Linked DNA regions of Homo sapiens: all the other regions are linked to region 2. The links are chromatin loops, found by intact Hi-C in ENCODE. Cell type or tissue: heart right ventricle. All regions are shown on one strand. Region 1 has its middle 6.0 kb from the start of MAN1C1. Region 2 has its middle 3.3 kb from the start of SELENON. Region 3 has its middle 39 kb from the start of LDLRAP1. Region 4 overlaps MAN1C1 (mannosidase alpha class 1C member 1). Region 5 overlaps MAN1C1 (mannosidase alpha class 1C member 1). Region 6 overlaps MAN1C1 (mannosidase alpha class 1C member 1).

Region 1 (4,000 bases), 190 kb after region 2:
TACAGTGAGGCTGTGTCTAAAAAAAAAAAAAAAAAAAAAAGACTAACTTATTTGATCCTTACAACACCCCATGTGAGGGGTACCATTAAGCACAGAGATGTTAAGGAACTTACCCAAAGTCACACAGCTAGGAAGTGGCAGAAGAGAGATTTGAGCCCAGACAATCAGGATCCAGAGCCCTCTATGCCTGTCAGAGTCTACTGTCTCCGTCTTGTAATGCTGTGAGAGCAGGTTCTATACGTAGTGAGAGCAAGGAAAGAGCACTGGCCTCAGGCAAGATCATCACAGGCTCATTGGGAGGATTATATAAGTTCATTCAGTCATTCAACAAGCAGGTACAAGGTGCCTGATGTATATACCCAACCCAAGGCAATACACTAAGCTTTAGGGATACAGTGGTGAGGAAAAACAGACACATTTCTCCTATCATGAAGCCTACAGTCTCATGGGGAAGATGAGTTTAAACAAATAACTTCCAAAGGAGTATGAGCTAAGATCAGAGAGAGGAAGGAGAGTGAAACATTGCCCTAAGAGCAGGCAACAGTGGACCTGGACCCAGGCTTCACTGGGTGGGCCAGGGGAGGCTCCCCCTGAGGATGAGTGCAGTTACCTAGCAGAAGGAGAGTGAGAATGCCCAGGCTGAGGGGGCAGCACAGGCAAAGTGCCTGGGTTGGAGGGAACATGGTGCTTTTGAGAATAGAAATCAGTAGGTCTGGAGTAGAGAAAGTGATGGAGAAAGACAAGAAGTGACACCGGATGAATTAGGGTAGGAGTGGGAAAGTGTAGGGGGAGGTGGGTGGGTAGGTTCAGATGAACACTTTTAAAGGTTACTCTAGCTACAGTGTGGAAGACAAAATGGAAGACAGGGGTGAATGAAGGGGGTACCTTTCAGAGGATATTGCAATAGTCTGTGCTAGACTATTTGGGGAGTGGGAGATGGATAGCACCACAGGATTCAAACCATATTTAGAAGCCAAAATTGACAGGATCAGGTGATGGCTTGAACTTGGGCAGTGATGGAGAGGGAGGTATCTCCAGGGTCTCTTATTGCCTGGTGGGGGTATTTGCTGAGATGGGAGCAGTGAACCAGGCTGTAAGGGATTCCCCTTCAGCTCCTTCACTGAGGAGGCAGCTGGGCAGTTGGTGCAGAATCTGAATCTCAAATGGTCATTAGTCTCATTTAGAATCGAAGACTAGAGATAAAGCCAAGCTTGAGCCAACGGATAATCATCAGGCAGCTTCCTTAATAGCCACCAGACAAATTTGGCACTGGGCAGAAGAGACACTGATGACTGTGGGAGGGGCTCCACCCCCGAGAGCACACCAAGTTAGTCTTGAGAGACAAAAGGCCCTCCAGCCATCCTGGGCTCACCCCAGCAGGCTGTGGGACCCAGTCAATACCTCACTGTGCAGTGGTGGTCAATTTCAGGGTCATAGAGCCAGGAACACCTGGCATGAGGCTTTTAAAATGACAGCGTAAAGGTTTTATTTTAACTCTTCTTACCCGAGACCCCGGTCCTGCAGCAGAAGCAGCAGTCAGCTGGGGCTTTGCCATGGGTCCTAGCACTGGGTGCTTAGTGGTTAGAGCAGGGGAGCAGGGGTTGTCCACTGGGGGCAGTTTTGCCCTTAGGGAATATTTGGTGATTTCTGGAGATAATTTAGATTGTTGTAACTGGGGGCAGAGTGCTACTGGCATCTAGTGGGTGGAGGTCAGAGATGCTACTGCACATACTGCAATGCACAGCACAGTCCCCTACAACAAAGAATTATCGGGCCCCAAATATCAATGGTGCAAAGGGTAAGAAACCCTGGCTCAGAGCCAAGGCTGAGGTCAGACAGGTTCGGGTCTGAAATCCTGGTTTTACCACACATTTGGCTGGTTGATCTTGGGCAACTTGTCTGACCTCTCTGAGCCTCAATTTCTCCATCTGTCAAAAGGGATTAATAGTGATACTCACCTCAGAAAGATGATGTGAGGATTAGATAAGATCACTGACTGTAAAGAGCTTGAGGCAAATGTTTACTCTTCCTTCGAGTGAGCAGATCTACTCCCAAAGCCAAGTCCTTAGTATGCTGGAGAAGGGAACACAGAGTGGTAAGAATGAGGACCCTGTAGCCACAGTGCCAGATCTAAGCCTGGACTCAGTCACCTACTAGCAGTGACACCTTGGGAAATTGCCCACTTTTTGAAGCCTGAGTTTCCTCATCTGTGAAATGAAGATGATCATAGTACCCACGAAGTAGGGTGGATATGAGGACTTAGGAGCTAATTTTTGTAAATAGCATAGTGTCTGGCACACAGCAGCACTCAATAAATATGAACTAATGTTACAAAAGACAAAAAGAATCAGCACTGCCTCATTTCCTAGTGGCAGGCAAGATAGCAACCCAAACTGCTATATTGTAACTCAACGCTTCCAGAGATGCTAGAATCTCAAATACTCTGTCCATGGCCCTATGAGAACTTTCACTTGTCAGACTGTACACACCGCTTTTCATTTCAGAAGACATGTTCCCTGTTTGGATGATAATAGTGGCTGTTTAGGAAGCCCTGTTGTGCTGAGCACTGCTCAGAGAAGCCCCTCCTCTCCGGGAGTTTCGAGATCATTCAGCCCAATGGTGGAATGTTGCAATTTAAGGATCAGAGCCTGTAAGTAACTTGCAGCTGGAGGCAGAGCAGACGCTGGCTAGCAGTACTTGAGAATCCCAGCTGATGCCGCTTCCACAAGCACAGGAAGGCATCAAGGTTCTTCTTGTTTCCATGGTCCCGGGTTATGTTTACCTCACTGACATTGTGAGGCTAAAATGAAATAATCCATTTTAATGTTTAAGCAGTGTGCCTGGCATATAGTAGGAACTAAATGTTAGCTATTATTATTTACAGTCCTGGCACTTTTTAAAGGGCATGTAAAATAAATATCTTTGATTATCATAAAAATACATTTCTAAAAGCTTACATCAAGCACCATAAAGCCAGAAATAAAACAGTCTCTTTAAAATGCAACCCTGACATAATTTCGTCACCTGGTTACCTTTGCTAATATCAAGGAGTTTTTGTTTGTGTGTGTCTGTTTTTTAAATGTCCATGAGTTGAGGCTCCAGGTTCTATGCAGGGTGTCAAAATATCTGCCCTTCTAGGGTTAGGATGGTAAGAAGGGCTGAAGGCATCAGGCAGGTGTTGCTGGGTGAACACCACCTGGACCATACAATCATGGGAAGTCCCCTTAAAACTTATCCCCTATGCCATTCAAGTTTTTTTCTAGAAGCAGGTCAATAAGCCAGAGTGGCAGAAGGGCATTGTGGTTGTAGCTTTGATTCTCATAAATCCACATTCGAATCCAAGTCTTGCCTCTTCAGGGACACGTAACCTTGGGCAAGTCTCCTCCTCTGAGCATTAGTTTCCTTAGCAGTGATGATAGTACTCAGTATGTTAAATGTTAGTGTTATTAAACGAAGTAAAGAATAGCAAGCTTAAGATTTGAGGTTGATATAGGAAAGAGAAGAAATATTGGGGTTTGAAGAAGAAGTCTCATGGGTTATCTTACTTGTTCCCAAGTCCCACTTCTGCCACTTGATTGGGTGACCTGGGGAGGTCACTCATCTGTCTTAGATCAGTTTCTTCATCTGCAAAGAGGCCCATAATACCTTAAATGAGATGACCCCCGGGCAAGCACTTTGTTAGTAATAAAGCCAAAAAGTCATATTCATTATAGCTGTGATCCCTTTTCAGAAAGAACTGTCAACATTCCACAAATATTTATTGTACCTCACACATGATATAAAAAAAAATTAAACATAACCTAATATTTAAAGTTTTAAATTAAAAATTCTAAACATACTATATTTCTTATTTTATTCCGTTCTACGTTTTAAAAATTATTCTATTCTATGTATTTTAAAGAAATAAAAAAGCTGCACGGAGCTAGTCATTTTGCCCTGTTCGCCAAATAGTTCCAGATCGCTGCCTTTGGGGCACTTGGTGAGATTGCCCCGCCCCCTT
Region 2 (4,000 bases):
TCCCACGGGATGACCCGGTCGACTGAGTTGGGGGTGGGGTCCTGCCTCCACTGCCCATCCTGTTCTTCTTTGGTGGCCAGCCATGGCAGCACCAGGTGAGGCCTTCCCAGAGCCCACACAGGGCGTGGCACATCGTGGGCACTCCTCAGTGTCTGTCAGATGAATGACTCCCAGGGACCTTCCAGAGTTGTGGGCCCACCCAACCCTTGCCCTGTGCTCTGGCCCCAGTGTCCTTAGAGGGACCCACTGAGAGCCTGACATCTGGCGTTGGCTTCTGAAGGCTTCCAACTGTGCCACTTTCAACTCATTATTGCTACTGTTTGGGGACACCCTGTGTACGATACATGATACTAGAAAACCAAATTCTATTCTATTGGAAGCAAAACTAGTAGAGCACAAAGCAGGTTAGGAGGGGAAGATTGATGAGCTAAGGCTTCTGGAAAATAAACAAAGGAAGTTTTCTTTCCCAGATAACTTTTATTTATTACACTTGCTTTTTCTTAAAGATACAGATACCCCACTGGTCTCTGCTGCCCAGTGCTGAAGAAATGGGTTTCTGGGGCTTGCGGGACTTGGGGGATGATTCTAGAAGCTCGGGAAGGCGCACAGTGGGGGTGGGTTAATGACAATCAGGTCAGATCAGTGTGCCTCTGTGAAAAGGATCAATCTTGGGCCCAGCTCTGGGAGATGTCAGCTCTGGGAGGTGTCAGCTCTGGGACTGGCAGTGGAGCAGGGCTGGTTTCCCACTGGAGGGCGCCCTTCCCAGAAGGGCTTGTCCCAAACCAAGATCCCCGGCAGGGCAAGGCCGTGAGAGATAGGGCCTAGTGGGTGGTTCTGGCTGGGGCAGCCCTGCAGGATCTCTTTGGCACCTTGCTATTGCCTCCCAGTGGGCAAGGGTGACACTTGGGAACTGGCAGCCAATGGGAACCACAGCAAGGTGAGTGACGCACTGGCCACGTCCATGAGGGTCTCGGAGGTTAGTGGGCACTCGCTCATTCATCCTTCCAACACATGTATTGAAGGGCTACTATGCCGTGTCCTGGCGATTGGGTGTCCATCAGAAAACAAAACAGTCTCTGCTCTTCCAGATGAGTCAATGGATACTGCAACCCTCCTCTCGAGGGGTAAGTGCTCTGAGAGGGGTGTGCACAGAGGAGGGTCCCCCTGACTATCAGGAGGGCTCAGAAGAGGCTTCCCAGAGCAGAGGTCTGGCCAGACCTTGACTTCAGGAGCTCACCAGGCATAGCACCCAGGAAGATCATTCCAGAGGGTGGGAACAGCAGAGGTGAAGGCCCAGTGATGTGAAACTCGATGGAGTATCCGTAGCGTCTCGAGAATATAGTCCAGTGGATTTGAGCAGAGGGACCCGGGGGGGAAGTGTGAAGAGGGAGGAGGAGGAGGCAGGAAGGTTGGGCTGGCACGCTGGCCAGCTTGTGAAAAGCCTGGACTTTACCACTGAGACAATGTGGAGGCATCAGAAGAGAGGGACATTCAGCCACTGCAGCACCCTTCAGACTCCCTACTGGGTCCCAGCTTCTGCCTGGGGGCACCCACACCCACCTCCCTGCGCAGAGGGTGTTGGTGTAAGCACTCCAGGCCACTCCATCCACCCATGAGAAGAGGAGGGAGCCTGACCTGCCTGCAGCCACATTTAAGTAGGGGCAGGGTCACTGCCTCGAATCCTGGTGTCTCTCTCTCTCTCCTACACACACACACACCCCTGATGTGTGTGTGTCTCTCTCTCTTTCTCTCTCCTACACACACACACACACGCGCGCACACACACGCGCGCACACACACACGCACACGCGCGCGCGCGCACACACACACACACACACATCCCTGCCTGCCTCCTAGTAGCATCCTCTCTTCTGCTTCCTGTCTCTTTGGGGTAAACTCACCAGGAAAGGCCTTCTTCCCGCAGGGGGCGCTGCTGCCCTCCAGGGAATCAAATCAAATTAGGATTTTCCATTCCAGTTTCACCGGCGACAGTGAGCCAGGAAGAGGGCCATTTGGCTTTGTTTTTTGTGTTTCTTCTCTTCATCTGGGACCCTAGAGAGGCAAGTGATTTTCCCCAAACCCAACCCTAACATCTTGGCAGCCAATAATAGGACCAACATTTGAGAACAAAGGATCACTTGGGGGAAACAGGTGCCACTGCAGGAGTTGCTTAAGCATGCCCGGACCACGTGGGCCTCTCCGCAAACTAAATACCTGCTGTGTGCCAGGGACTGTTCTCAGCCCTGGGAACACAGTATTATAGAAGACGGGCAAGGCACTTCCTCTGTGGGGGCTGAATATTCTACTCGGAGGAAGGAAATGACAGACACACAAGGTAATTTCAGAGAAAGGTAAGTGTGAAGGAGTGAGACAGGGCACTGTGGCACAGTGCCACAGGCAGGCATCAGCACCGTAGCTGGGAGGTGACACATACACTGCGCCTGGAACGGGAAGAAGCAGCCAGCTATGAGAAGAATCGAGGAAGGAGCGTCCCAGGCACGGAGAAGAGGGGAGAGCCGGTGCAAAGGCCTGGGGTGGAAACAAGCTTGGTATGTCCAGGAGACACACAGAAGGCAGAGTGAGTTATGGGAAGAGAAAAGCTTGGTGACAGAGGCTGGGACAGGACGTCGGAATCTTGCAGGCCTCGGCAACAAACTTCATTCAATTTATTTATTGAGACAGGGTCTCACTCTGTCCCCCAGGCTGCAGTGCAGTGGCACGATCTCAGTTCACTGCAACGTTGAACTCCTGGGCTCAAAGCATCCTTCCACCCCAGACTATCAAGTAGCTGGGACCACAGGTGTGAGTCACGGCACTTGGTCAAACTTCATTCTAGATATGATGTGAAACCATTATAAGGTGTTAAGCAGGGTGGTGACAATGTGTGACTTGGTTTTTTGTTAGTTTGTTTGTTTTTGAGATGGAATCTTGCTCTTGTCGCTCAGGCTGGAGTGTAGTGGCGCGATCTAGGCTCACTGAAACCTCCGCCTCCCGGATTCAAGCAATTCTCCTGCCTCAGCCTCCAGAGTAGCTGGGATTACAGGTGCCGGCCACCGAGCCTGGCTACTTTTTGTATTTTTAGTAGAGACAGGGTTTCACCATATTGGCCAAGCTGGGCTCAAACTCCTGACCTCAAGTGATCCGCCTACCTCGGCCTCCCAAAGTGCTGGGATTACAGGAGTGAGCCACCGCACTCGGCTGGTGACTTGTTTTTTAAAAGACCTTTCTCATAGCCCAGATGCAGAAACAACCCAAATTTCCAGCAATGAATGGATAAACAATGCGGTGTATCCATTTGATAAGTATTAGTGGGCAATAATAAACCTTAGCAACTTTAAGCTGGGTGGAAAAAGCCAAACACAAAGACCACGGCTTGTGTGATTCATTCAGTGAAATGTCCAGAATCCACAGATCCAGAGAGACAGAAACTAAATTAGCAGTTGCCTGGGGCTATAGTGGGAGACCGGGAGGAGGGGGCTGGGGAGTAACTGCTAATGGGTACAAAGTTTCTTCTGGGGTGATAAAATGTTCTAAAATTAGATTATAATGATGCTTGCACAATTCTGTGATATACTAAAAAAACATGAATTGTCCATCTTTGAAGTGGGTGGATTTTATGGCATGTAAATGATATCCCAGTAAAGCCTCTTGGTTTTGATGTTTGTTTAAAGATCTTTCTGGTTTCTGGGTAGAGAATAGAGTTAGGGGATGGACAGAGGAAGGAGGGAGACAGGAGGCTAATGCAGTCGCCCAGACATAAGATGGCAGGGATTGGGCAGGCGTGGACAAGATATATGAGTGTAGCAGAGCCACAGACAGGATTTGCGGATGGGTCAGAAGTGGACGGCAAGAGGAAAGACCAGCATCAGCCATGGGTTGAGCTTGGGTAGCTGGTGGCACCATCCTGAGATGAGGCACCCTGGAGGGACCCCGGCTGGGGAGAAGGCTTGGTCCAGTCTGCCAGGTTAAGATGCCTGAGAGCTGGCTGGGCGTGGTGGCT
Region 3 (4,000 bases), 290 kb after region 2:
GTGTTCTCCAGCCCAAGATTCAGCCAAGGGGAGGACATATGACTCAAGTTTGGACTCTTTGTCTATATCAGTTTTTGCTCTGGTAACAAACAGCCCCCGAATCTCAGTGACTTAAGACCAGTAACACATATTTTTTGCTCCCACGTCTGAGGGCGGGCTTTGACATGGCTCACCTCTCACCCAGCTGTGGCCCCTCTCTGGGAGATGCTGTTCTCCCGCAGAGAGGAGCAAGAGGCTGATGTAAAGCACTCAGGTGCATTTCAGGCTGCCCACACCTGGCACACGTGATGCCCACTCACATTCCATTGACCAATGCAAGTTATATGGCCAACTTGGACGCTGAGTAGAGTGGGATGGATCAACCTCGCTGCAGGGATGGAGTGGATAATTGGGAGCAGTAGCACACATCTACCACCATCCCCCGACTTTGACTTGAGAAGCTGGGACATGGACTCACTCAGCCACGGGCCCTGCTGAGCAGCTCCTGCCTCCAAACTGCCCATGCTGGCTGGCTCCTGTCTTTCCCATATGGCCTCTTCAGCCCTCTCGACAGCCCCATATGTGCATGCCCCGTCTCTTTTCATTCAGTTCCTCTTTGGGCTTATACTGGCCGCAGTCAGCTTCTGTGGCTTGCAATAATAATAATTTAAAAAACCCTCATAAGCTGACACATAGTAACCACAAATTGGGGTGATGCTAGCAGAATTCCTTTTTGGAAACGAGAGGGCTAACAATTTATATTTGCAGACAGTGCGATAAATGTGGTTGACAAGGGGAATCCAGGACAAGGGCCTGGAAGGAAGCCCAGGGGCCAGAAGAAGAGACACGAGGGTCTCCACAGGGGAGGTGGGAAGACAGCAGAGACCAACTTTGCTCATATCTCCACTTGGCCAGCTAAAAACATTTGAAGTCCTAGCCCCAGCCCCAGCCCCCAGACACCTGCATGCATCCTCTGAGGTCCCAGGCCCCAGCAGGATGGAGGCTTCCTCTTACTCCCCTCTAGTTCCCAGTTTCTCAACCCTGACTGCATATTAGAAACCTCTGGGGAATTCAAACAAACAAAGCCCGGGTTCCTCCCCAGCCCAGTTAAATCAGGCGCTCTCAGGGTGGGCCCTGGCCATGGGCATTTTTAAGAGCTCCCCAGGTGACTCTAATGAGCAGCCAGGGTTGAGACCCACTGCCCCACTTCTCCTGAACTCTGCAGTGCGTGGAGAGGCCAAGGGACTGGGAGCAAAGCCAGAAACAGGAAAACGTAGGCACTTTACAGCCTTAGGTTCCTATTTAGCAGCTTCCAGACATATTTTGTTTGATCTGCAGATAATACATTTGAGCTAACATTTAAAAATTGGGAGATTTCACATTATCCAGATTCCTTTTGTTTTTGGTTGAAAAATCTCAAGTTCTGGCATCTCAGGGCTTCTGCAACACATGACTTACACAGATGACAGGCCGAGTCCTCACAGGTAACCATCTATTCCTCGGTCCTAAATCCCTTTCTTGAGCACTCGGCCAACTGTGATCCCACTAGACCCCTACGCCTAGGCAGATACCTCAGCAGGACCAACTGAGGGGCCAAGTGCCAGCTGGGGGCTTTCTCCTCACCCCACGCTGCTCACTCCAAGTTCCTCTTTGGGTTGGTTTTTATTATTTTGGAGTTGTTGTTTTGGCTTTTAGTCACATTTAAAATGTGTTTTAAAAATCATTTTTTTGTTATATGAATTTTAGATAATTTGGAATATACAGTAAAGTATAAAGAAGAAAATGAAAATCACCTATCATCTTAACTGCCTTTTGGGTTCTGAATACACAAAGATTCTACGATGTTCTGAAAGGAAGTCCCCACTTCAGTGTGATGGAAGCCCTGGAAGCCTCCAGTGGGAACCATTTGTTCCATTGCTTTTTTCCTTTTTTTTTTTTTTTTTTTTTTTTGAGACAGAGTCTCACTTTGTCACCCAGTCTGGAATGCAGTGGTGTGGTCTCAGCTCACTGCAGCCTTGACCTCCCAGGTTCAAATGATCCTCCCACCTCAGTCCCCCAGATAGGTGCGACTATAGGCACACTACCACACCCAGCTAATTTTTGTATTTTTAGTAGAGATGGGTTTCCCCATGTTGCCCAGGCTGGTCTTGAACTCCTGAGCTCAAGCGATTGGTCCACCTCAGCCTCCCAGAGTGCTGGGATTACAGGCGTGAGCCACCCTACCCAGCCTGTTCCATTTCTTAAAAGTCAGGACATTCAACACTTTCAAAAGGCTGATCCATCTGACCTTTAATATTTGTCAGAGACAGACTCTGAGAACCCACCTTATTTTTTAGATCTGCATTTCTTCCTAATACATAATAACAAAAATTACAACTAGAAAGAAATCTTTTGGAAAGAACCTCTGCTGGGTGGCAGGCGGGGAGCTGGCAGCTGGAGGTGAAACAAGACCTCTGGCTCAGGTTGCATGTGCCCTCTGGTGGCAGCTGGGGGGTGGCTTTGGGCAGGGCTGTGTCAGCCCTCACGCTCAAGCCAGTGGTTCTCAAGGTGGGGCCCAGCCTCACTTGGGAATGTGTTAGAAATGCAGTTTTTCAGGCCCACCCCCAGACCTCATGAATGAGAAACTCTGGGGTGGGACCCAGTAATCTGTGTTTTCGCAGGTGACTTCAGGCTGTTCTGGTGAACAAGTTTGAGAATGATTGTTCTAAGGAAGTATGGGCCTGGTACTGGAGAAATGTGCCAACACGGCCTAGGGCTCCAGGAGCAAAACCCTGTCCTCCGTGCAGAGGAGGACAGGGAAGGGAACGGCGAAGAACAGGATCCAGGATATGCTGGTGCCAGGCCAAACGTGGCTCATGGAGGTCCCTGCCCACACTCACCTGCACCTCCCTCTCAACCCGAAGGCTGCAGAGCTGGGAAGCGGGCAGAATGGACCTCTCTCAGAGCAACCGGTCCAGGCTCCTTCGGACGGGGTTTAAAAGGCCCTGCCACGTGTGTGAAGCTAAATCTGGGATTCTTAGGAGAAAAATCAGGGTATCACAACAGAGTGGTCCCAGAACCCTAGAAAGCCCATCCTGAGGGGAAATAAGACTTGAACCTCAAGCAAAGACAGGAACCAAAAGCAAACGTTGAGATGGAACAAACAGAAACACTTAAAATATGCTCAAGGAGGGAGGAGAGAAAAGAAGTGTGGCCCCCTTGGTCAGATGGAAAGGAATTCTCTGAGACATTCAATCACCCAGATACCTTCCAGGAGGAAATGCTTTATAATTCAATTACTGTCAACAGAAAAAATCCCCACACTGACTCACAACGCAGCAGTACTGGCTCTTGTGGAAGTTGGTCTAAGGCTCCAGAGGGATGAAGCATGGACAGGCCCCCAGCAGGCCCCTGCTGCGAGGCTTCCAAGACAAGTGATTGTTCGCAGCACATCTAGCTGGTAAAGACATCTTTTTGCACCTGGCTAAATCAAGCAGGAGTTTGTAGAGAAAATCTGACAAAAAAGCAAGGTTTCAGACAGGCAGATGGGAGATGTCATAGTAAATATGTTACTTCAAATTTATCCCTCTCCTTCTAGAAACAATTCTGTTTATACTTGTCATTCTAATAATACTATTACAGAGATGCTCTGATTCAGTCAAGACACGGTATTTCAGATTACATGTCTAATCTAAAACCTTAATCACTCAATAAGTATTTACTGAATACCTACTATGTGGCAGTCATTGTTCTAGGTTTTGGGTTACAGCAGTAAATAAACAAAAATCTTTGCCCTCATAGAGCTTACATTCTAATGGTGAGGAAACGTAATAAACAAAATAAGTAAAAAGGAGTAAGGCTTAGAGTTCATCTTCTGCATGGCCTCTCATCATTAAACTCTTTTTTTTTTTTTTTGAGACAGAGTCTTCCTCTTGTTGCCCAGGCTGGAGTGCAGTGGCGTGATCTTGGCTCACTGCAACCTGCCTTCTGGTTTCAAGCGATTCTCCTGCCTCAGCCTCCCGAGTATCTGGGATTACAGGCA
Region 4 (4,000 bases), 53 kb after region 2:
TTCTCGTGCCTCAGCCTCCCAAGTAGCTGGGATTACAGATGCATGCTACCACACTCAGCTAATTTTTGTATTTTTAGTAGAGAGTGGGTTTCACCATGTTGGCCAAGGCTGGTCTCGAATGCCTGGCCTCAAGTGATCTGCCTGCTTTGGTCTCCCAAAGTGCTGGAATTACAGGCGTGAGCCACTGCACCTGGCCCAAAAATCAACCGTGCCAATCCTCTGTCTCTTCAAGATTAGTTGTAGCTAATAGAGGGTGAACTATGGCTCAAATATAAAATAGGATACCATGCAGTCATCCACGCAGGTGAGGTCGACCTGTGCCTATTTACCTGGGGAGACATCCACGGGATCTTTTTCTTTCTTTCTTTCTTTCTTTTTAAGTAAATTGCAAATAAGAAAAAAACACAGTATAATTCTTATTGTACATCAAAGTGTAAGTGTACAGAACTAAGTCTGGTATGACCCACTGACTACCTCTGAGTGCCGGGATTACAGGTGCCTTTTGATTTCTTCAGCTCATGGGTTACTTTCTTATAACCAGAAACTTATTTCCATTAAAAAAAAAAAAGGAAAGAAAATTTGGGCAAAGAAACCAAACAAATACACAAAGTAAAAATTTGCGGCCATTCTCATTCTAGTGCACGAACCAGCTACGAGGCCTGGCCCCTACCACTGGGCATCAGGCACCTGTCCTGGGAGTAAAGGCTGAGATAAGTGCAAAATGATAGTTTTCCATCCCATGAACCAGACAGAAGAGTAATGAGGAAGACACCCTCTGGCACAACCAGAGCCTTTTGCACTCAGTGCAGAAAACTGTGAAGGTGGAGGGGAGGGAGAAAGGGACATGCCTGCTACTATCTGAAAGGCTTCCTGAAAGAGGTGGCGCCTCCCATCAACTCCTTACAACTATGGAGTCATTGCAGGCAGCAGTAGTTTCCTTTAGGGACCAGAGTGTAACCCTAAGAGGAGTAATTGTTCCTTCAGTGTCCTCCCTGCAGAGGCTGAAAACATTGAGAGTCACAGGCTCCACCTTCCGCAGTGGAAACTCTGGAGCCTGTTGAGCCCACTTGAGTCTGCAGCGTGGGCTTTGCGGCACCTCCTGAATTCAGAGTTAGCCTCTAATCTCCTTAATGAGTGCTTCCTAACTGCTCACTTGTGTTGACTGAAGGCAGAGAATCCTTCTGAAATTCACACACTTAACCACCTCTCTAGGCTGGGCAAGGTCTGAAAAAGGATACAGCCTGGAAAAAGAATGGAAGTGAGGGTGAGAGGGAGGGAGAAGTTAGGAGGAAGATGAGGCTGGAGGTCAAAGAATCTATTACCAGAAGGGAGGGCCCGCCAAGGAGGGAGCAGAGGGCTGGAGGCACCCAGCCCTGTGTCCTGGGATGGGCTGGAGGTCGGAGAATCTATTACCAGAAGGGAGTTCGCCAAGGAGGGAGGAGAAGGCTGGAAGGACCCAGCACTGCGTCCTGGGATGGCTTCCCTGTTTGGGCTGAAGTGAATTTCCAGAATGTCAGCCCCTCCCATGCTTAAGAAGTGGTAGGAAAACACATCCCAAAGCCAAACAGACTTGATCCTTTGCCGGTTCATCCCAGCTGCTTCCCCTGTAGGTGGCAGGGCTGAACAGAGTTCCTGGCCCGTATTCACCCTCTCGAGGTGCTCAAGCAGGGAGGCACTGAGGAGCCCAGGCAGACTGAGCAAAGCAGATCGTGCCCAGCACACAGGGTACAGGCCTGGTGTCCATGCTCCTGGCTGTAGCTCAGGCCCCTTCCTGTTCTATCACAGGACCTCAAACCAGACGTTTGAAGGGCCTGGAAGAATCTGGGGGATCCTGCTGCCCCTACCCCTTCATTGTCATAGATGAAGACCTCAGAGAGGGGATGGGACACACTCAAGATTAGACCAAGGGGGGACTGGCCCAGCCCCAGGCCAAGTGGAATGTGTTTTCCACGCATCAGGCATTGCAGGGCCGCTCAATTCTCTGTGAAAACAGTTGCAGATCTGATTGCTCACCCCACCCCACCCACTCTGATCAGTTACGGATCAAGAGAGGCCCAGGCCGTATGTCCTTCAAGGCCAGGGGAGAGGCAGCCGCAGTGTCTGATTTCTGAATCCTGCCTTGAGCTCCCTGGTGTTTTCACCCCATGCGCCCTTCTTCCTCTAGATCAGGCTGGGAGGGCAGCCAGGACTCCTCGTGACCAGCTCTGCCCCGTGACGTCCCTGGGGACGCTCTATGAGGCCAGCTGAGAAAGCAGCTTGCTAAGAGATTTGTTGGCAAGTTCCTGCCCCTGCTCTCAGGCTCCTGAATCCTTCTCTTGGTTGGTCTCCCACCCCCATTCCCACCTGGCACATGGCTGAGCTGCAGTCCAGCAAGGCACTTACTGGAAAGCCTTTCATTCCAGTCCAGAGGCTACTCAGCGGTCAGGCTGGGCAGGAGAGAAGGCCCTATCCTGAATTCAACCCTATTTGCACCTGCAGCCACCCTGGGGCAGCTCCCCAGGAGGAAAGACACACTCCCTGTTCAGTAAACAGACCATGATTTATACACAAAGAGCCAGCTTGGACGCTTCCCTAGGGCTGTGGCTGGGGCGGGCTCCATGTTGGTCCACTTTCCTGTTCCAGTTCTGAAGCCATGGGGTTCACCCCTTCCTGCTAGTGCAGAAGGCAGTGAGGTGTCTTAGAAATAATACAGGCCCAGAAATCAGCAGCCCCGCGTTCAAATGCCGCTATGAGCCAGCAACACATCTGCTCTAAGCATCAAAGTTCTCATCTATAAAATGAGGTTAAGACCACTGGACCAGGGCACTGGGGAGCCACTGCAGGTTCCTGAGCCAGGATAAATACATCACATACACACCTGGCCTAGATACATCTGATAAATACAACCTATATGCTTGGCACAGACTAAGTGCTTGATAAATCAGTTCATTGAACCGATTGTTCATCAGTTCTGGGGTCCCTTAGTTCACCTTGAAATAGCAGCCTGGCCAGGGAGTGAGGAAGGGCAACGAGGTCAGGGAGACCCTCTTGATCCTTTCCTTTGGGAGGGTTCGGACCTTTGGCTACTGAATAAAGCCTTTGCAAGGCAACCTCACACATAGCTAAGAGGCTGGCTTTGGTGTCAGGGAGATGTTCAAATCCTGGCCTCTTATACCCTAGCTGTGCAATAGGGCAAGCCATTCTACCTCTTTGTGCCTCGTTTCCCTCATCTGCAAAATGGCGGTGACACTAGGACCTGCCTCATAAGGCTCCTGGGAGGGTTAAATGGGGTAGGTTGATGGACAAGGGCTGGCATGATAGTGAGTACATGTGGCCCTCCTTGCCCCTACTGGCACTGGGCAGCCCCTCCACAAAAATCTTCTTGGGTCAGTGAGGCCTTGGGGTGCAACTACATTCCCGGCCCTCTCTCTCACCCTGCAGGGCAACGTGAGCGTGAGATTGCAGCTTGCAAAAACCCTTGGCCCAACTTAAAGGAAAACCGCCCCACAGGTCCCATCTGTATCTGCTGCCGAGGCCATCACTACCTGATCTGGTTGTGTAGTTGCCTCCAAAAGGGTCCTCCTATCTCCAAGACCCCTTCCCTTTACCTCTTATTCACTCTAAAGCCAGATCCAACTTGGGTCTCTCCCCAAGCTCAGGAACTGCCAATGGTTCCTCAGTACCCATGTAGGAAGGGGTGCAAGCTCCTGCTTCCATACCTTGGCAAGTGTGGTCTTCTCTGCCAAGAAATCTTCTCTGTGCATCTTGGCATGTTCAACACTAACATGTTCTTCAAGGTCTACCTCCCAGGGGCAGCCTGAACTGGTTCCACTAGCTAACCTCTTCTTGCCCTGAGAGTGCCCACAGCACTTTCTTGGGCACCCACCACTACCTCCCTGCACTGTGGGGCTTTGCCTCCCTAACTAGACTGTGAGCCCCTTGAGGTCAAGGGTCCCCACTGCCTCTCTCATACCCCTCCCCACCAACCTTCCAGCCTTGTCTCCAAGCATCCCAAAGGTCA
Region 5 (4,000 bases), 96 kb after region 2:
GTTTTGGGGGGATGGGCCCTGAGGAGCTGCCTGGCTTTGCTCCTTGGAGGAGAAGGAAGAGCTGCAGCCCCGACCCTCAGAGCCTGGGAGAGCCCAGGGAGCGTGCCTCTCCACTGACTGTGGGACCCACTTTTGTACTTACATCTGGATCTGGGCGAGTTTCATGTCCTGGGAATTCAAGGCCCTTCGGATGAAGCCACACTGCCAGGGGCGATGTGGGCCCTGCTGTCAGCTCTGGCTAAGAATGAGAAGCGGCTTGCCCTGGTCCATCTGGGTGCTCAAGTTCTTTCTAAGCAGCCCCACGGGGACATCCTCTTAGGCCGGCGATCGTCATGCATTAGCCTCCTCTCGGGTGTTTGGGATTTTATCCTTCTTGGTTTGGGGGATGTAACTAACTAATTTGGCTTTACTTTTATTTACTTATTTATTTTTTGAGACAGCATCTAGCTCTGTCACCCAGGCTGGAGTGCCGCGGTGAGATCTAGGCTCACTGCAACCTCTGCCTCTCAGGTTCAAGCGATTCTCCTGCCTCAGCCTCCAAAGTAGCTGGGATTACAGGTGTGCACCACCACGCCCGGCTGATTTTTGTATTTTTAGCAGAGTTAAGGTTTCTCCATGTTGGCCAGGCTGGTCTTGAACTCCTGACCTCAAGTGATCCACCCGCCTGGGCCTCCCAAAGTGCCGGGATTGCAGGCGTGAGCCACTGCTCCAAATCATGGCTTTATTTTTAAAGCCTAACAAGGGAGGAGGGACACAAGGGTGAAGATGAATAGGGTCAACAGAGGCACATCGCACGCCCTTTGAATCAATGGCACACACACAGACCCTGTTTTGCTGTTTATCATCTCCAAATACCCCAAAAAGTGCCACCTGGGCCAATACCATGTGTTGCTGCACAAGGTAAGTTGAATAGGAGGTCCTGCCTGTTGGGCAGTTCCCAGTCCCTGAGGCAGAGGAAACAGGGAATGTGGGCGTTGGAGGCAGACAAGCCTGGCTGTGACCTGCTGCACACCTCTTTGCCAGGTGTGCAGGCCTGAGCAAGTCACCTCCCTTTCAGCCTCAGTTTCCTCATCAGAATGACACCCACTTCAGAGTTACTGTAAGCAACACATGAAACTCACAGGAAGGGGTCTGCACTAGCCGGTGGGCACCCATGGCTATGCCCTTCCTGCCCAGCACTAGAACTCGAGTTCTCAGTGGGTTTATTTGCCAGCTTTTGTGACAACAATGCAAAGGGACCCTTCCCATGGTGCCTGAGCAGGTGCAGGCTTTCAGGCCCCTGGGCTGGGGAGGAAGCCAAGGACCAAGGGCAGGGCTGCACAATGACTCCTCTGGTCCCGGCAATGGTGCCTTTGCCGCCCCTTCCTCCATAAACGAATATTAAAATGATCCTTGACAACTGCATTGGCATAAAGATGGATATAATCCAGGCTGGCTTCATTATCATGTTCGCTTTTTCTCCTCGGATTTTAAAAGAAATTAAAATGAAAACATTTTTGTGGGCCCTAGGCGCCAAGCCTAATGGCGAAGTCAGCCCTGTGCAGACAGCCATCTGGGGGGTGCCTGGCTGGTGCCGAATGCCCCAAGAGGCCTCTTCCTTCCAAGCCTGCATTCCCCGCCTCCCACCCCAACCCCATCTGCAGCACCAACACTGCCCAGCAGGGCCTCCTACGCTTGGCCTGGCCTGTCCCCCGACCTGTCACAGAGAAATTTACTGATGTCTGTCAAAATCTACCACCCCAGCCTACCTCCTCCCAGCCTCCATTCAAATTCTAGTATCTGTGTGATTCCCTGGCACTGAACTGTGGGGAACTTTATGAAGACACTTAAAGAGTTCGAGGAGTATGACAAGCCTCTCTTCTTAAATGCCCGCTTTCTCATAGATGTGTTCCTTAGGCCGGCATCATGTCTGGTAGCACAGGGGGATGGCCTGTGTCTTCTCTCCGAGGAGCCCACTGTGTTCTGCTCATTTTCACATCCTCTGCCCAACTCTGCTCCCAGCTCCCAGCCTGGTAGAGAGAAGGTCCTCAGGACAAACTTGCAGAAACTGAAGAAATTATTCAAATAAATTCTCCATGTCCCCAAGCACTGTCAGTTTCTTGTTGCAAAACAATCTCCAGATGCATTTCTGGGCAAGTGCTATTTCAAGAGGAGCATTATCTGGGAGCCATGCCCTGCGTGCTAGAAGGAAGGCAGGGAGCCAGGGTGACTCCTCTCCTCCGGGTCCTAAATATTTGCGCAGCCATTGGAGGGATTAGACAGCAGCAGTTATCCCTACATGGTCTATTCCCAGAATTCAAAGTTATTGGGGGAGAAAATGCAATTGTGCTTTATCCAGTCATTAAAAACAAAAACAACAACAAAAAAACAAGGGCAGTGGATTTCCAACTGCCTTTCAGACTTTGATGAAAAGAAAAACAAACTTGAGTATTAGCACCAAATTGTGCTGACAACATACTTCCGGGGCTCTTTGTCTTCCTCCGGGCTCTCTTTTCAGAATTTTTCAACAATTCCTATTGATCCCTGCATAGTTCTCATGCTGACCGTTTATGCTTGGGAGAACAGCTGTCTGTGGAGCTTGGAAACAGATCTGCCTGCCTCAGAGGCCCCGAGTGGCAGCGGGAAGTGAAGCCCTGGCTCCCACCTTCCAGAGAGGTGGCCATGGCTCAGTCTCCACTGGCTGTGGGGCCGGCATGGGGCCACTGTGACCCATGAAGCACCTCTGTCTCCAGGGCTGACCCTGCTGTCTGCCTGGCTGCACCAGGCTGTCATCAGCCAGGATGAAACACACCCAGTAGTGGCCCAATCACCTGCTATTTTAGGACCTAGAAGTAACTCAAGAGACCATATGCCAGACGCCCACGCTCTGTGATGGGGATCAGGCCTCATCTGGGTGGCAGAGTCGACTGACGGCTGAAAAGCAATTAGAAGGCAGGTATCCTGGCTCTTGGGACCTAGAGTGGGGAGGAAATACCAGGAGCTGCATTTATGACCCCATTTATATGCCAGCACCACTCACAGATGGTCTCTTACCATGGCCCCCACCCAGTACAGCCACACTGAACATCTTTTAGACCCCAAGGGGCCGAGGTCTTGCCACATCTCCCATCTAGGACTTTGCCCATGTGTTTCTGTGCCATAATCCCTCTCTCATGCTTCTTCTTCTTCTTCTTTTTTTTTTTTTTTTAATTTAAGATGGAGTTTCGCTCTTGTTGCCCAGGCTGGAGTGCAATGGCGCAATCTCAGCTCACCGCAATCTCGACCTCTCCGGTTCAAGCGATTCTCCTGCCTCAGCCTCCTGAGTAGCTGAGATTACAGGCATGTACCACCAAGCTCAACTAACTTTGTATTAGAGATGGGGTTTCTCCATGTTGGTCAGGCTGGTCTCGAACTCCTAACCTCAGGTGATCTGCCTGCCTTGGCCTCCCAAAGTGCTGGGATTATAGGCGTGAGGCACTGCGCCCAGCCTTTCATGCTTCTTCATTCATGCTTCCAGTCTCAGTATGGAGGTCAGCCTTCCCAAGAAGCTTTTTTTTTTTTTTTCCAAGACAGAGTCTTGCTCTGTCTCCCAGGCTGGAGTGCAGTGGCGCGATCTCCACTCACTGCAACTTCCGCCTCCAGGGTTCAAGCAATTCTCCTGCCTAGCCTCCCAAGTAGCTGGGGTTACAGATGCATGCCACCATGCCCAGCTAATTTTGTATTTTTAGTAGAGACGGGGTTTTACCATGCTGGCCAGGCTGGTCTCAAACTCCTGACCTTGTGATCTGCCTGTCTCCACCTCCCAAAGTGCTGGGATTACAGGCATGAACCACTGCACCCGGCCCCAGTAAGCTTTTTTGAAGCTCACCCCTCCAAGAATGAGTTGAGGAGCCCTTGGTGTAAGCCTGTACCTCACAGCACTCGCACGGACGGTCTTCACTGGAAGTATGATTCATGCGTCTGTCTCCTCACTGGCCGGGGAGGGTCACAGAGCGTCTGTCTTGCTCCCTGCTACTTGTCT
Region 6 (4,000 bases), 100 kb after region 2:
AACTGCCATTGAGTACAGGTTTCTTTCTGATATGATACAACCAAATCCTGAAAATAAAAATGTCCAGGAACAGAACGGAAAGAAAAACAGGAAAAACAAACTAGTGTTCATGATACAATAACAAGGAAAAAAGCACGCCATAAAAGAGTACATGCAGTATAATACAGAATTTTAAAGCAGACAAAACTAATCTATGGTGATAGAAGTCAGAATAGTGGCCACTCAGTCAGGCATGGTGGCTCACGCCTGTAATCCCAACACTGTGGGAGGCTGAGGCAGGAGGACCCCTTGAGGCCAGGAGTTTGAGACCAGCCTGGGTAACATAGCAAGACCTCATCTCTACAAAAAATTTAAAAAATTAGCCAGGCGTGGTGTCCCGTGCTTGTAGTCCTAGCTACCCAGAGGCTGAGGTGGGAGGATTGTTTGAGCCCAGGAGTTAGAGGCTGCAGTGAGCTATGGTCACACCACTGCACTCCAGTCTGGACAACAGAGCTAGACCCTGTCTATATTTAAAAAAAGAAGGAAAAGAAAAGTAAAAAAAGAACAGCAGCTACCCTTGGGGAGCTACAGACTAGGAGGGACCTGAGAGAACCTTTTAGGGTGATGGAAATGCTTTTAATCTTGACCTGCATGGCAGTTACACAGAGGTAACTATATGTAAAATCCATTAGACTGTGCACTTAAGATTTGTGCAATTTAATGTAGACATGTTATAAGTTATACCCCAATTTTTAAAAAGTAATTTTAAAACAAAAAAAAAATAGAGGCTCAAGTTAGAAGACCAGGGTTCGATCCTGGCTGTCTGACCTCAGGTAGTCCCGGCCCTCTCAGGACCTGCCTCCCGGTCCTCAGACACTGGACCACAGGCTACAAAGGATCCAAGTGGCCTGGTAGTCTGAGATTCTGGGAATGCACATACCTATTTGTCACAGGGTTTGCTGGGAAACTTGGCAAGTGCTGCCATCAATGCGGTGAGAAGAAAAGGAGGCTCTTGCTGTAGGCTCAGCCTTGTTTCTAAGGAAGGAAAGGTCTTCGCAAAGTGGGCGGAACACGCTGCCACCAGGAGAGAATGTCAATTTCAATATGAATCATCTCCTACATCCCCAGCAACTTGCTCTGGGAATAGACACCCTGACTCACTCCTCTCCTGACAGGAACAAGACTTGTTGCTGAAATCTCAGATTCCAAGAAGACCAGCCCAATACCCCCTTCGAAATGAAAAAGAAAGAAAGACAGAAAGAAATCAACCTAGTAACCAACCAGCAGTCACAGAACCCTGGGCAGAGACAAAGCAAACCCCTTTGTACTGATGAAGAGACGAGGCCCAGAGGAGGCCGGCTCACTCGGCTGCTGGCGCCAGAGCGGGGACACGAACCCAAGGCTCCTAACCTCCAATTTTCTTTTGACAACAACTTGCTACTATATTTTCTAGAGAAATAAATTATGCTCTGTGCTAGTGGAAAGCCTTTTAAAGAACAAGAAAATGGCCAAGATGCATCTTAATTAGAAACTGCTTGGCAAAAACTCTTTGAAGAAGGAAAGCGCAGAGTGTGGAGCGGTGAGTGGTCGGTCGGCGGTGTGAGTGCACGACACTGCAGCAAGCTAATTTCGAGGCGTGCTTTGCTCTGATGATCACCCCTTGGGCCCCAGGAATGTTCTGATCATCAGAAGGTGGCCGAGGAATTGTGCACATGTCACTCAAGGCCACAAGGAGACCACCATGGGGCCGTAGCATCTGTCTAACAGCAGGTTCTCTTATCTTCCTTGGGCTAAGGGCCTGGCTATCAGTGACCAGTGCTCCTAAGCCATTTCCTCCGACTTTTATATCCTCTGGCCTCCGGATGGCGCTTTCAGGGCTCTCAAAGCATGTGACTACCAGGAAGGTTTGCTTGCTGCCCTTAAGCCTGACCCATTCTATCCAAGGAATTGCAACATCACCACTTACAAAGCTGATGACAGCTTTTTCTCAAAACAAACTCAAAGCCTGGGTCAGGAATGTGCACCGCGGCCTGCCAGAATCAGTGAGCAACATAGCCCAACACTGAGTTTCCAGGAGCTATGGATTTTTTTTCTCCAGAAAAAAACCTCCAAAAACCAAAACTCATCAAGTAGTTATGGTATTTTCAGCCAGATAAGTCAAATGTATACACCGGGAAGGGTGTGTATACCTGCAGGGAAGAAAAAAAATGTAATGTTTGGTGAAGGCTTACTATGTGCTAACCCCCCATTTCACAGGTGAGTAGACTGAGGTTCAGAGAAGTTTGTGACTTGCCCAATTTCACTCAGCTGGTAAGTGCTAGGGATGGGATTTAAACCCAGGCATATCTCTGAAGTCAAAGCTGCTACCTCCCAGAAACATACGTGGAGATCCACGTACTAGGGAAGCAGCTGGTTTTCACAAACTATCTATCTGGCAACATCTGCAGTTCCCAAGGCAGCCACACTGGTGGAGTAACTCTCACCCCGACAAAAAGACCCACCAAGGCTGGTGTGTGTGTGTGGAGGGGGAGAGTATGAACAGTTTGCAGAAGGCACTACTAAGTCACACGCCAAAAAGCAATTGTAAAAATGACATCTTGGGGCCTGGATTTATTCCCTCTTCAACATCATATTTGCTCCGTTTACAAGGCAAAGATGATTTTTCTCTCTGCCAAGGCTGAACATTCCCAGCCTGTGATCTGAAAATCATGCTGTGTTCATTTTGCCTCTTAACTCACCCAAGGCCATAAATCATCCCTCAAAATGGGGATTTGGCTGGCAGTTCTATTGGGGATTTGCGAGGCAGAGGCGGAATCCAATTTGGGGCTCCTCATGGTCATCCTGGGGCTGGCTCAGAGCAGGGAGATGTTACTTTTGGCCACACAAGCACAGAGAAGAGGCCTGAACATCAGATCTGCTGACTAAGCAGAACTGCTACTTTTTACAGGGTCTGTCTGCTGATTCGGAGTGTACTCTGTGACGAGAGGTCAAGGCAGCTGCAGGGGATGAGAGGAATAGAGAACACAGCAAGACCCAGCCCTTACCCAGCCAAACCCAGGCCGAAGGACATGAGGGAAAATAGGGCACTCAGAGACTGCACTAGGCAATTTATTTATTCTACAAAATGTACTGAAAGCCTACTCTGCACCAGGCACTGTTTCTTTCCTTGGACTATACTTATTCTCATTATTACTTTTTACAAACATAATAATCACAGCAGCCTACATTTTATGAATGTATATGGGCAGGTACTATACACCAGGTGTTTTACACCCATCAACTTTCTTTAATCCTTACAGCTGTTGAGTGAAGTAGTTGTTATCCCCATTGTACAGATGGGGAAATTAGGTGCAGAGAAGTTAAGAAACTCGCCCAAAGTGACAAGACTACAAAGTGGCAGAGACAGGATTCAAACTTAGGCTGGTCTAGTTCTCAAATCCATTCTCCTCTCTGTCCATCACACTGACAGCCAATGGTATGTTTTGCAAGTACATTTGGCCTTGATCAACATGAACTTGTAATGCGTGGGTCCACCTAATCGCAAATTTTCTCTTTTTTTCCGAGATGGAGTCTCATTCTGTCGCCCAAGCTGGAGTGCAGTGGGGCAATCTCGGCTTACTGTAATCTCCACCTCCCAGGTTCAAGCAATTCTCCTGCCTCAGCCTCCCAAGTAGCTGGGTCTACAGGTGGGCGGCACCACGTCTAGCTAATTATTTTGTATTTTTAGTAGAGACGGGTTTCACCATGTTGGCCAGGCTGGTTTCGAACTCCTGACCTCAGGGGCTCTGCCCACCTTGGCCTCCTAAAGTGCTGGGATTACAGACATGGACCACTGGACCCAGCCAACGCAGATTTTCTTCTGCCTCTGCCATTCCTGAGACAGAAGACCAACCCCCACTTCCTCCTCCTCAGCCTGCTCAGCAGGAAAATGATGAGGATGAAGACCTTTATAATGATCCACTTTCACTTAATGGACAGTGAATATATTTTCTCTTCCTTTATTTTCTTAATAAGATTTAAT

What was found. Hi-C counts contacts between places; a loop is a spot of excess contacts. Peaks named below come from ENCODE experiments on the same cell type or tissue, not always from the same donor. Only the 100,000 strongest peaks of a DNase experiment are listed, where the experiment ranks them.
Region 1: it touches region 2 in a loop (5-fold over the local background); 108 of 110 quality-filtered maps call a loop at or near these places.
Region 3: it touches region 2 in a loop (3-fold over the local background); 23 of 110 quality-filtered maps call a loop at or near these places.
Region 4: it touches region 2 in a loop (4-fold over the local background); 33 of 110 quality-filtered maps call a loop at or near these places.
Region 5: it touches region 2 in a loop (2.2-fold over the local background); 41 of 110 quality-filtered maps call a loop at or near these places.
Region 6: it touches region 2 in a loop (3-fold over the local background); 42 of 110 quality-filtered maps call a loop at or near these places.

Annotation. Positions count from the first base shown.
Region 1 is chr1:25,608,778-25,612,777 of GRCh38, reverse strand. No RefSeq gene overlaps it. Among named protein-coding and RNA genes, the nearest start is that of MAN1C1, 6.0 kb to the left of the region's middle. In heart right ventricle, a CTCF peak has its summit at 3,993 (motif pointing left); a DNase peak (open chromatin) is centred at 3,997; H3K4me3 peaks cover 280 bases.
Region 2 is chr1:25,794,936-25,798,935 of GRCh38, reverse strand. No RefSeq gene overlaps it. Among named protein-coding and RNA genes, the nearest start is that of SELENON, 3.3 kb to the left of the region's middle. In heart right ventricle, CTCF peaks have their summits at 746 (motif pointing right), 1,734 and 1,933 (motif pointing right); a DNase peak (open chromatin) is centred at 1,925; H3K27ac peaks cover 2,190 bases.
Region 3 is chr1:25,502,446-25,506,445 of GRCh38, reverse strand. No RefSeq gene overlaps it. Among named protein-coding and RNA genes, the nearest start is that of LDLRAP1, 39 kb to the left of the region's middle. RefSeq lists enhancers at 2,251-2,816, 2,817-3,384. In heart right ventricle, a CTCF peak has its summit at 2,454 (motif pointing left); a DNase peak (open chromatin) is centred at 2,450.
Region 4 is chr1:25,741,904-25,745,903 of GRCh38, reverse strand. All of the region lies in intron 2 of MAN1C1 (mannosidase alpha class 1C member 1), which reads right to left. Among named protein-coding and RNA genes, the nearest start is that of SELENON, 56 kb to the left of the region's middle. In heart right ventricle, a CTCF peak has its summit at 1,607 (motif pointing right); DNase peaks (open chromatin) are centred at 1,613, 2,193 and 2,580; H3K4me3 peaks cover 526 bases; H3K27ac peaks cover 3,788 bases.
Region 5 is chr1:25,698,493-25,702,492 of GRCh38, reverse strand. All of the region lies in intron 2 of MAN1C1 (mannosidase alpha class 1C member 1), which reads right to left. Among named protein-coding and RNA genes, the nearest start is that of MAN1C1, 84 kb to the right of the region's middle. In heart right ventricle, a CTCF peak has its summit at 1,679; DNase peaks (open chromatin) are centred at 2,182 and 2,795; H3K27ac peaks cover 4,000 bases.
Region 6 is chr1:25,693,171-25,697,170 of GRCh38, reverse strand. All of the region lies in intron 2 of MAN1C1 (mannosidase alpha class 1C member 1), which reads right to left. Among named protein-coding and RNA genes, the nearest start is that of MAN1C1, 78 kb to the right of the region's middle. RefSeq lists a silencer at 939-1,233 and an enhancer at 962-1,461. In heart right ventricle, a CTCF peak has its summit at 1,840 (motif pointing right); a DNase peak (open chromatin) is centred at 1,840; H3K27ac peaks cover 3,389 bases.